2 separate regions of the Homo sapiens genome follow, and region 2 is linked to region 1. The links are chromatin loops, found by intact Hi-C in ENCODE. Cell type or tissue: dorsolateral prefrontal cortex. All regions are shown on one strand. Each heading gives the region's core, and the rest is flanking DNA. Links, peaks and the distances in the headings are about the cores only.

The links. Peaks named below come from ENCODE experiments on the same cell type or tissue, not always from the same donor. Only the 100,000 strongest peaks of a DNase experiment are listed, where the experiment ranks them.
Region 2: a loop joins it to region 1, with 2.9 times the contacts of the local background. A loop is called at or near these places in 1 of 110 quality-filtered maps.

Annotation. Positions count from the first base shown.
Region 1 is chr11:131,859,972-131,864,365 of GRCh38, reverse strand. All of the region lies in intron 1 of NTM (neurotrimin), which reads right to left. Among named protein-coding and RNA genes, the nearest start is that of NTM-AS3, 35 kb to the left of the region's middle. In dorsolateral prefrontal cortex, for the core only: no CTCF peak of the experiment used is centred there; no DNase peak of the experiment used is centred there.
Region 2 is chr11:131,760,352-131,764,745 of GRCh38, reverse strand. All of the region lies in intron 1 of NTM (neurotrimin), which reads right to left. Among named protein-coding and RNA genes, the nearest start is that of NTM-AS1, 99 kb to the right of the region's middle. In dorsolateral prefrontal cortex, for the core only: no CTCF peak of the experiment used is centred there; DNase peaks (open chromatin) are centred at 1,845 and 3,936; H3K4me3 peaks cover 716 bases; H3K27ac peaks cover 2,048 bases.

The DNA of each region.
Region 1 (4,394 bases), core at 138-4,137:
TCTCCAGCAGCAGGAGAATCCTGCTGTCACATGACAAGCTCCAGGGACTGACCAGAAGCCCGCATTAAGCAAAGGAGTCGCTCCACACTCTTTCCTTCCTGATGGATCCTGCCCTGATGGATTTGTTTCGTCTTTCGTTGGATTGCTTTTCTCCCCTGCCCCTTTTCTTGTCTAAATCTTTACATTTCAAGAGGATATATAACATCCTAAATTAGATAGTCCTTCTATTTCTTGTCTTCAGGGTAATTGTGTGATTGACTGATCTAACTCCCTGCCTCTCACTTCTCTTCCTTCCTTCCCTCCTTTCCTCCCTGACCCCCGACTTCTTATGCTGGGCACTCCATGCATTCCATTTCTTATTCTGCCAACACTCCATTTCTACAAGGAAATTCATCAGGTGCACTTTTGGGGCCTGCTCTGGTTTATCTGAAACTTGATTATGTTCAGTTACATAGTATGTCATCAAAACTAGCTCTGATATTTAAATGTGAGTAAATCAAAATGCATCCTCAATTTTGCCAGGCCTACAAGCGCTGGCTGGTCCTCCCCAGCCATGTGGCATGGGAGCTCATGTTTGATTGGCAGCAGGACATCCTGAACCTGTGGAAGATTTTTAGGGAAGAGAAGGCAGATGGGAGGAGGGAGGGACCTGAGTCTGTGCTCATGTTTCTCCATATCCCGCTCTTGTGGACGTCAGACAGGACAGTATTCAGCTTTCCATGTTATGGTTTGCAGGTTCAGTTTAGAAAGAAGGAAAGGGAAATCCCCTTCCTCATTCAAACATGAATCTCTAGCTCATGGCCTTTGCATTCGACTATATTTCTGCAGTTCCAAGGTTAGAATGCTGAGTGTCAGTGATGCTGAGGAGTGGCTGAGTGACTTGGAGCATCGCTTCCTGGACCCAGGTTACAGTACTTCTCAATGACAGTCTGACTGCACTCAGCCTGCTGCACAGTGGAGTCAGGAGGACCCCAAGAACATCTGCTGACACCAGGTTTGCAATAAAGAAAAAGGACATGGAGACACCAGGAAATGGAATGGGAAACATCAACAACACCTGGATGAAATCTTTCAGAAGCAGGCTTTGAGGAGCACCATCAGGGTGCCAGAGACAGCAGCCCTGAGGTGAAATGCCCAGGGCTTCACCAGTTCCCCCTTTCTTCACTGCCTGATTGGCCACTCTCAACACACATGATGATGGTTTGCAATCTCACTCTTCCTAGAAATTTTGGTTCCACCTTCCAAAACACCATACATGTGAGTAGCACAATTTTGCAAATGGAGGAAGTCAATATGGTACCATGAAAGAACACTGCTCTTGAGTCTAGAGACCCTGGCTGAAGAATGTCTTGTTCTTGTACTACCCAAGGGAAGCCTCCTCAGCTTCCTCGTTTTAGACAGGATAAGCTTCAGTGAGATGACCTCAATGTCACTTCTAGTCTGGAATCCTAAAATCCTATAGGAACATCTGTGAGGCATGGAGGATAGCAACCAGACTTCCTCTCTCCGCTCTGAAAGGCTTGAGAGATTGTCTCTATATGTTTTAGTCAATTCAGCTAGGTTTATACTTAAACCTGAAGACAGACATCCAATAACTCATATTTCGAGGTTTGGAGCCATCTTGTCCTAAAATAAATACCAGTTTGCAGTTTCATGAAAGCAGAAAAGTCACAGCCTTTGCTATAAGAGGAACATGAAAGTCCTTTACAACTCCAATGTGAGCAAAAATCTGAATTTTAGGACAGTTTTTGAAACTAGGGACTTAGATATGGTATATTCTTTTAAAATATAACCTTACCATCAAACAAAAATAAAAAACAACCCTCGATTCATACATAACAACTAGGCAATTGTGTTCATTCTCAAGATTAGTACTGTCTAGGACACAGCAATAAATATGCAGAATGAAGAAATGAGTGAATGAATTAAGGAGACTTCCACCTGAAACATGGACTCCTGGGATAGGGTTGCTCAGTTCTGTTGAAGCCTTCCTCAGGGACCAGGAAGTTGCTATCTTGTCTGATGGCTTTCTTTTGTCAGGAGTTGGGGAGAAAGTCAGTTAAAATTACTTCTTTAAGTCGGGCTCAAACTTGACTTTGTGTTCTCTGTACTCTTGGCCCCAGTTGTGCCCTCAGAGTGACCCAGAAATACATGTTCCCTCCTCCACAGGGCTGTTCTCTCCTCAGACAGTTACAATGCTAAAATTCTCAGACAGTCTGAGAATCCCCAGATCAACTGAGACCTGGCTTTGCAACACACGTGCTCTGCCCACAAAGATCCTTGTAGATTTACCTTCAGAATCACATTTTGCTCAGGCTGATATTAAACTGAACTGTGGTCCTTGAGACCGCACTAAGAGCAGCCAACGAAGAGTCAGGTGAGCTGGATGCCTCCCCTGGGGTTTAACAGTGGGCTCTGGATGTGCAGAGGAGTGGTGAAGAGCTGACCAGACCCACGTGCATTTGGGACCTGTGAACACCTCTGAATGTGGAGTGGAGACAGGCCTACCTAGTGTTCACTAGTCTCAGACCACTGCCTATGACAATGTTCTGCACCAGCTGGTAGCACTGCAAGCTGCTGTGTGGCCTACAACACCTTTTTTTCTTTTCTCTCTCTCTTTTTTTTTCTTTTTGCATTTTAAGACATATTCATTAGTGAAATATCAGAAACCTCAGGGGCAGCATGTGCTTCTAATTCATTTTCCAATTGTATAATGAGCCAGGAGTGAAATTTTTAGGGTGAATTTAATTGACCTTTACAGCAACATCAGGCAGATTGGCTTAAATGCTATTAAAGCAAAATGTAACCCGGTGAGACTTTCTAGAAGGTTATCGGAAAATCTATCAAGTTGTTTTTCCTTAATTTTTATCAAGAAAGGAAAAGCTAGATAGAGGACATAGAAGGATGAACAGACAGAGAGACAGAAGGAAAGAGATTTACGGCAGGAAAGAGATGGGCCTGGAAGAGAGAAATGAATCCCAGGGAGGGGGAGGGGCCACCCAAGCCCCTCACTGCTGGGGGATTACGTTTTAATTTAGAAAGGCTGCTTGAAATTGTGCAATTATACCACAGGTCACATTGGTCTAAAGTCTTTTTAGCACTTGGGGATAGGACCGTACAGCCTTCTTTTTATTAATATTTTGGTGTTGATGTGTAGGCCCTTCCTAGCTCTTCATAATAGAGCTCACATGCAATGGAAAATGATGTCTTCTTTTGGCAGCTGACAGGGATATTTTTTCTGACTCCACTGTCCCCTTCATGCTCAGCTCTCAGTAACAGGATACCCATGGGAAAGCCAGAAAGCCAGGGGTAGGGCTGAAGAAATCCTAGGGGACTAAGATTACACCCTAAGGGAAGTGGAGGCCAACCGACAGGGTGCAAAAGCCCCTGGCAAATCAGGCTCGATTCTAAGTGATGCCAGCTCACAAGGAGGTGCCCAGTTGTGGACATCAGTGTCTTTGGCATTATCATGCCTCTGGCAGCCAGGCCTTTTTCATAAGTATGTAGCCAGCAAGAGACAGGGAGATAAACGTGTGTCCATGAAGGTTGTGCAAATCAGAAAGATGATGTAGCCCCACCATCACCTCTACCAAGGAAATGTAGCTAAGAATTCAGGGGGTGGTGAAAGTGTACTTCCTGGGACCTGCTGCCCTTAGAAAGGCCTGCTTGCATGGTTGGTCCTTGGCTGGCACCAGAAAACTTGGATTTCAGGAAGGTTTCCACTGTTCGTTAACTAGTAAGCGTGGCTCCTTGTGCCTAGATTATCCGTGCAAGCAATGTGGTTTATGCTGAATACGTATTTTCCTTCTGGGAATCTGGTATGTTAGTAAGTGCTAGGGAGAGGGTGACGATATGACCAGCGTCCAGTTAAGACCTTAGACTCTGAGTCTCTACTGGGCTTCCCTGGGCAGAAACATCCCACATGTTTTGCTGCATTTTTGTGGAGGGACAGTGGGCTCTGTGGGACCCTCTTGGGACGGAAAGAGCATAAGAAAGTCTCACATGGGTTCCTTCAGACTCTGCCTGTGCCTTGACCCCTTATGATCCAGCCCTGTGTCCTCACCATGGCACAGGAATAAAGCCCAGCCATGAGCAGCACTGTGTGCTGAGTCTCAGGAGCCCTTCCAGAGACCCTCCAAACACGAGATGGTCATGGGGGCCCCGTCAGTCCCTCTCTCAGTGAAGGCTGTCTCACTAGCTCTTGTCCTTCCCTCAATTCTAAACCTCACACCTGCCCTGAAATCTTTTTGACATTGACGGAGGCTGTAGATAGGAGCTGAGGCCCGATATAGACGCATCATCCCCCAGGAGTGACTAAGCTCTCTGCACTCAGCAGACTCTAATAGATATCAGAGTTACTCACATATAAGAAACACATGTTCCTTTCTGCCAAG
Region 2 (4,394 bases), core at 71-4,070, 100 kb after region 1:
TCAACTGGTAGCTCCAAAACATAGCTGTCAACAGGCATCAATTATACCCCATGTAATTGCACACATGATTGTATTTAATTCTCACAATAGTCTTGCAATGCAGACATTACTGTATTATATAATTATCCCCTTTTTTGATATCAGAAAATTGTAGTCCACAGAGGTTAGGTAATTTGCTCAAGGTCACCCAGTTAGTGGCAGAGCCAAAATTCAGTCCAGATCTGTTGGAATCCAAACCCCATGCTCTCTCCACCATAACGGCTCATCCAACAGTTCGACAGCTGCTTTCCAAACACATCTCGGGTTCTTGGGATTCTACAACACCTGTGTCTCTCAACACAGGGTATCCTGTCTATGGAAGTCCCCAGGTGACATGAGGAAGAAGGAAATCTGCCCTCTCCAAGCCTGATAAAAAAGGACAAAAGAGACCGGTTCCATCTGGTGTTCTATAAAGCACAGCTTTGCCAGGTAAAGTCTGGAAATGAAGTTGCACCCACTGCTGAGTACCAAATGTTATATAGCTAATTAACCACAGAGATTTGGGAAGAAATCTATTAAAGAGACCAAATACAGTGTGAACAAAAAGCAAGTGGTAATGTTGCCGCTTATTACTGTTATGGCCATTAATATTAATATTAATGCTATTATTTAGTTTTATTATTACTCTGATACATCATTATTATTGCTGTCTCCTAGCATCTTCACCATAAATCTATCACCAAATGTTTTAGAGGTTTAATATTGTTATAGTTATGTAATTAAACAAATAGAAATAATCGTTGCAGAATTGCAGAGTTACATAATTATTGCTCCTCAATGGAAACGATAAATAAAACTTACATGTCTTGATAGCAGTTATATTAACAACAATGAAAACATTGAAGGCTAAAGCTGAAGAATTATGTAATGGTTACATAATTAAATAATAAATTATCCTGGAACTACAGGGACATGCACTATATAAAGCAGCGTACAGAATGGAGGGGAAAAGGAAATCATTAAGCAATGCCAAAAAAAAAAAAAAAAAAAAAAAAAAGAGAGAGAGATGGGCCTGTGGATAAGAAGCAGAGCAGCATGGGCCTGGGAATGAGGATCCCTGGGGTTTGTAGTACCCAGAGCTCTTCAGCTTCCCATTCTAGATTCAGACATGTATAGGGATTTTATCACTCCCGAAACACAAAGTAAGTTGTGTAAGGCTATAAATCACTTGGATAATATAATCCCCTAAACTGAACAGCTTATCATGTGTGGCATACATTTAATCTCTGTGTTTTAAATTATCTCAAAATTTAGCTTTAGTCTTGGCTAAGTGTTATATAACTACTCTTCAACGACCTGCATTGATTCAATGACTAGTGGGTGCACGTGGGGTGGAGTTCTTGCCAGGGTAGAGAATATTACTGTTTTGAAAATTATTCAGACACTCAATCTTGCATCACCACATTTCTTTGGTTGGGTTATCATAATATTAACATATCCAAATATTTGGAAAGACTAAAATATTTGATGTTAAATCAAATATCCAGTTGACTGACTGACTTGCTAATTTTTTATACCAAAGCTTGGCAGTCAGGCTGCCTGGGTTTTATGTAAAGGTGTGTTTATGGAGATCTGGTGTGGGGGCACCATCCCCTACCTGAGGACCATAAAACCAGCCCCTGCTCTAAAGACTGAGTTCAGATTGGGATGCCAAAGTGATGGCAACACACTTCACACCCTGAATCCGCCTGTCTCCCTGGGTGTCAGCAGAACCGAGCCCGTTGTTTGAATGGATGGCATGATGCGACATTCCCGGGCTGCCAGCAGCAGGCAGCATGAATAAGCACATGGCATCGCTCAGCGGTGACAATGGGGAGGCAGAAGGCTCCTGTCCAGAGCCAGCAGGGGACAGAGCCATGGGCTGCCAGCCTCTCTGTGATTCACATTTCAAGGAAGCTCTCAGTTCTCCATCAGGCCTGTTCTAAGAGCAGTCAGGCTGGGCATTATCATAATGGGGTCACCTGGGAGTCTGGGAATAGACAGAGGAGCAGTCTATTGGGGAGAACAAATTGACTCCTGTCTTGTTACTTGGCTCAACTTGACAGGCAAACCTGGTGATTGGAAAAGGACGGCCTCAGGAGAGGCCCACGCCAAGGAAGGGGAAGGGCGACAGGGCCGTCACACCTGCTGGACTTGGGGAGCTGGAGCAGACTGCCCGGCTTCAGGTCCTCCAGCTCGGGTCGTCATTTTCCAGTATTCAGCGCCAACCTGCCCTTGGCCTGCATGCAGCCCACACTGCCCATCTGTCCATGTCCCTATGCTACGGGGATGAAGAACATGTAGAACTCAAACCCTCTGTCGTCATTTTGTCTCCACCCCTGGGTATCCCAACTTTAATCCTGTGATCCTTTTTATCTTGCCCCAGAAGAGGGTGAAAATAGGGTCCTTCTCCAAATAAGCAGAGACAATTCCCACAATCCTGGGACCATAGGAACTTTTCTAAGGGCTCTTTGTACTATTTTTCTATTGAGCCACATGGGAACCTAGGCAAAGAGTGTCCATTTCCTTCAGATACCAAAGAGGGCGCTCCTGAGGCGCTAGGGTGCTGCCGAAAGTGCTGGGGCTTTGATAACAAATGAACCTGGTGTATTAGTCCGCCTGGGCTGCTATAGCAAAACACAATAGCCAACCACAGGTTGGCTTCAACAACAAAAATTCATTTTCTTATAGTTCTGAAGGCTGGAAGTCCAAGATCAAGGTGCCATGCCAGCATGGCTGGGCTCTGATCAGGGATCTCTCCCTGGCTTGCAGACAGCTGCCTTCCCATTGTATCCTCACATAGTGAAGAGAGAGACAGAGAGAGGAGACAGAGAGAGCATGCGCGCTCTTCCTCCTCTGCATTTATTATTTATTTATTTATTTATTTATTTATTTATTTATTTATTTATTTATTTATTGAGACAGAGTTTCGCTCTTATTGCCCAGGCTGGAGTGCAATGGCGCTATCTCTGCTCACCACAACCTCCGCCTGCCAGGTTCAAGCGATTCCCCTGCCCCAGCCACCTGAGTAGCTGGGATTACAGGGATGCGCCACCACGCCTGGCTAATTTTTTTGTGTTTTTAGTAGAGATGGGGTTTCTCTATGTTGGTCAGGAGGATAGTCTCCAACTCCCGACCTCAGGTGATCTGCCCACCTCAGCCGCCCAAAGTGCAGGGATAACAGGCGTGAGCCACCGTGCCCGGCTTTCTCCTCTTATGAGGGCACTAATTCCAATCACGCAGGCCTCACCCTCATCACTATATTTAGCCCTAATTACCTCTCAAAGGCCCCATCTCCAAACACCATTATTCAGATGCTAAAAGTTAGGCCTTCAACATAGGAATTTGGGGAGGGGGATATAAAACATTCCATCTGTAACCCTTGGGTTTTAATTTCAGCTTCTTGTTAGGTGTGGATCCTAAATGACTTCAGCCCTCTGAATTTCAGTTACCGCACCTGTAAAATGTGACTAATAAGCCTACTACACTGAACTGCTGTGAGGAATAGGATGTGTTCACACAGAAAAAGCCGTAACGCATAACAGGTCCTGCAAAGTCGATTCTCCTCCCTGCCTCTTGCCACTTTCACGGCGTCTCTGATTTAGTCTGGCACCAGTTTTCATCAAGAGTTCTGTCCTCCCCGCTTCCCCTGCCCTGCCCACCCCACATGAGAAACATCTTATTTAAGAGTCCCTCCATCCCGGTGGTTTTGGCTGGGTTGCAGCTATTTTCTCAAAAACAACAGCAGCCCTGATAATTCTCTCCCAGGAGCTAGGAAGGCTCCTCCTTTCCCTAGAGCCCCAGAAAGGAAGACGTCACTGTCACAGGGGCTTAGGAGGGACGTGGAGATCATTCTCCAGCATCGTGGGCACAGTCCTCTTCCTACGCTCCAACGTCCCCTGGAACAGGTTTCCTTAGCTCCCTCCGCAGGTTTCTTTAGTCACCCCGGCGACCCTTCCTGAGGCTCCTCCTCGTCTCACTTCAAAGGCCCTTGTGTTGCAGGGCCCAGATCCCATGAGATTCTTCCCGGAGATGGAACCCCGGCCCCTCCCCGGCCCCCACACAGCACTGACTGTCTCAGCAGGGTTATCTCTATTAGCCGCTGCCAACGTCAGTGCGTGGAAACAGTGCAGTGTGAGATGCTTCCCCTGACTAACGTCTTTGTACTGAGCGGGGGAATCAGAACGGAACAGATGTTTTAAGGACTCCATAAATCCGTGAAGATAAAAAACCACCCACCCAGCACTTTTTAACAATGCGCCATGCTGATGAACCAGCATATCGGAAATACCAAAATAAATATAAAATCCCACTGAAGCCTTGGAATAAATCTCAGGGATTTTTTTCTTTTTTCCCTTACAACATACACCAGACAT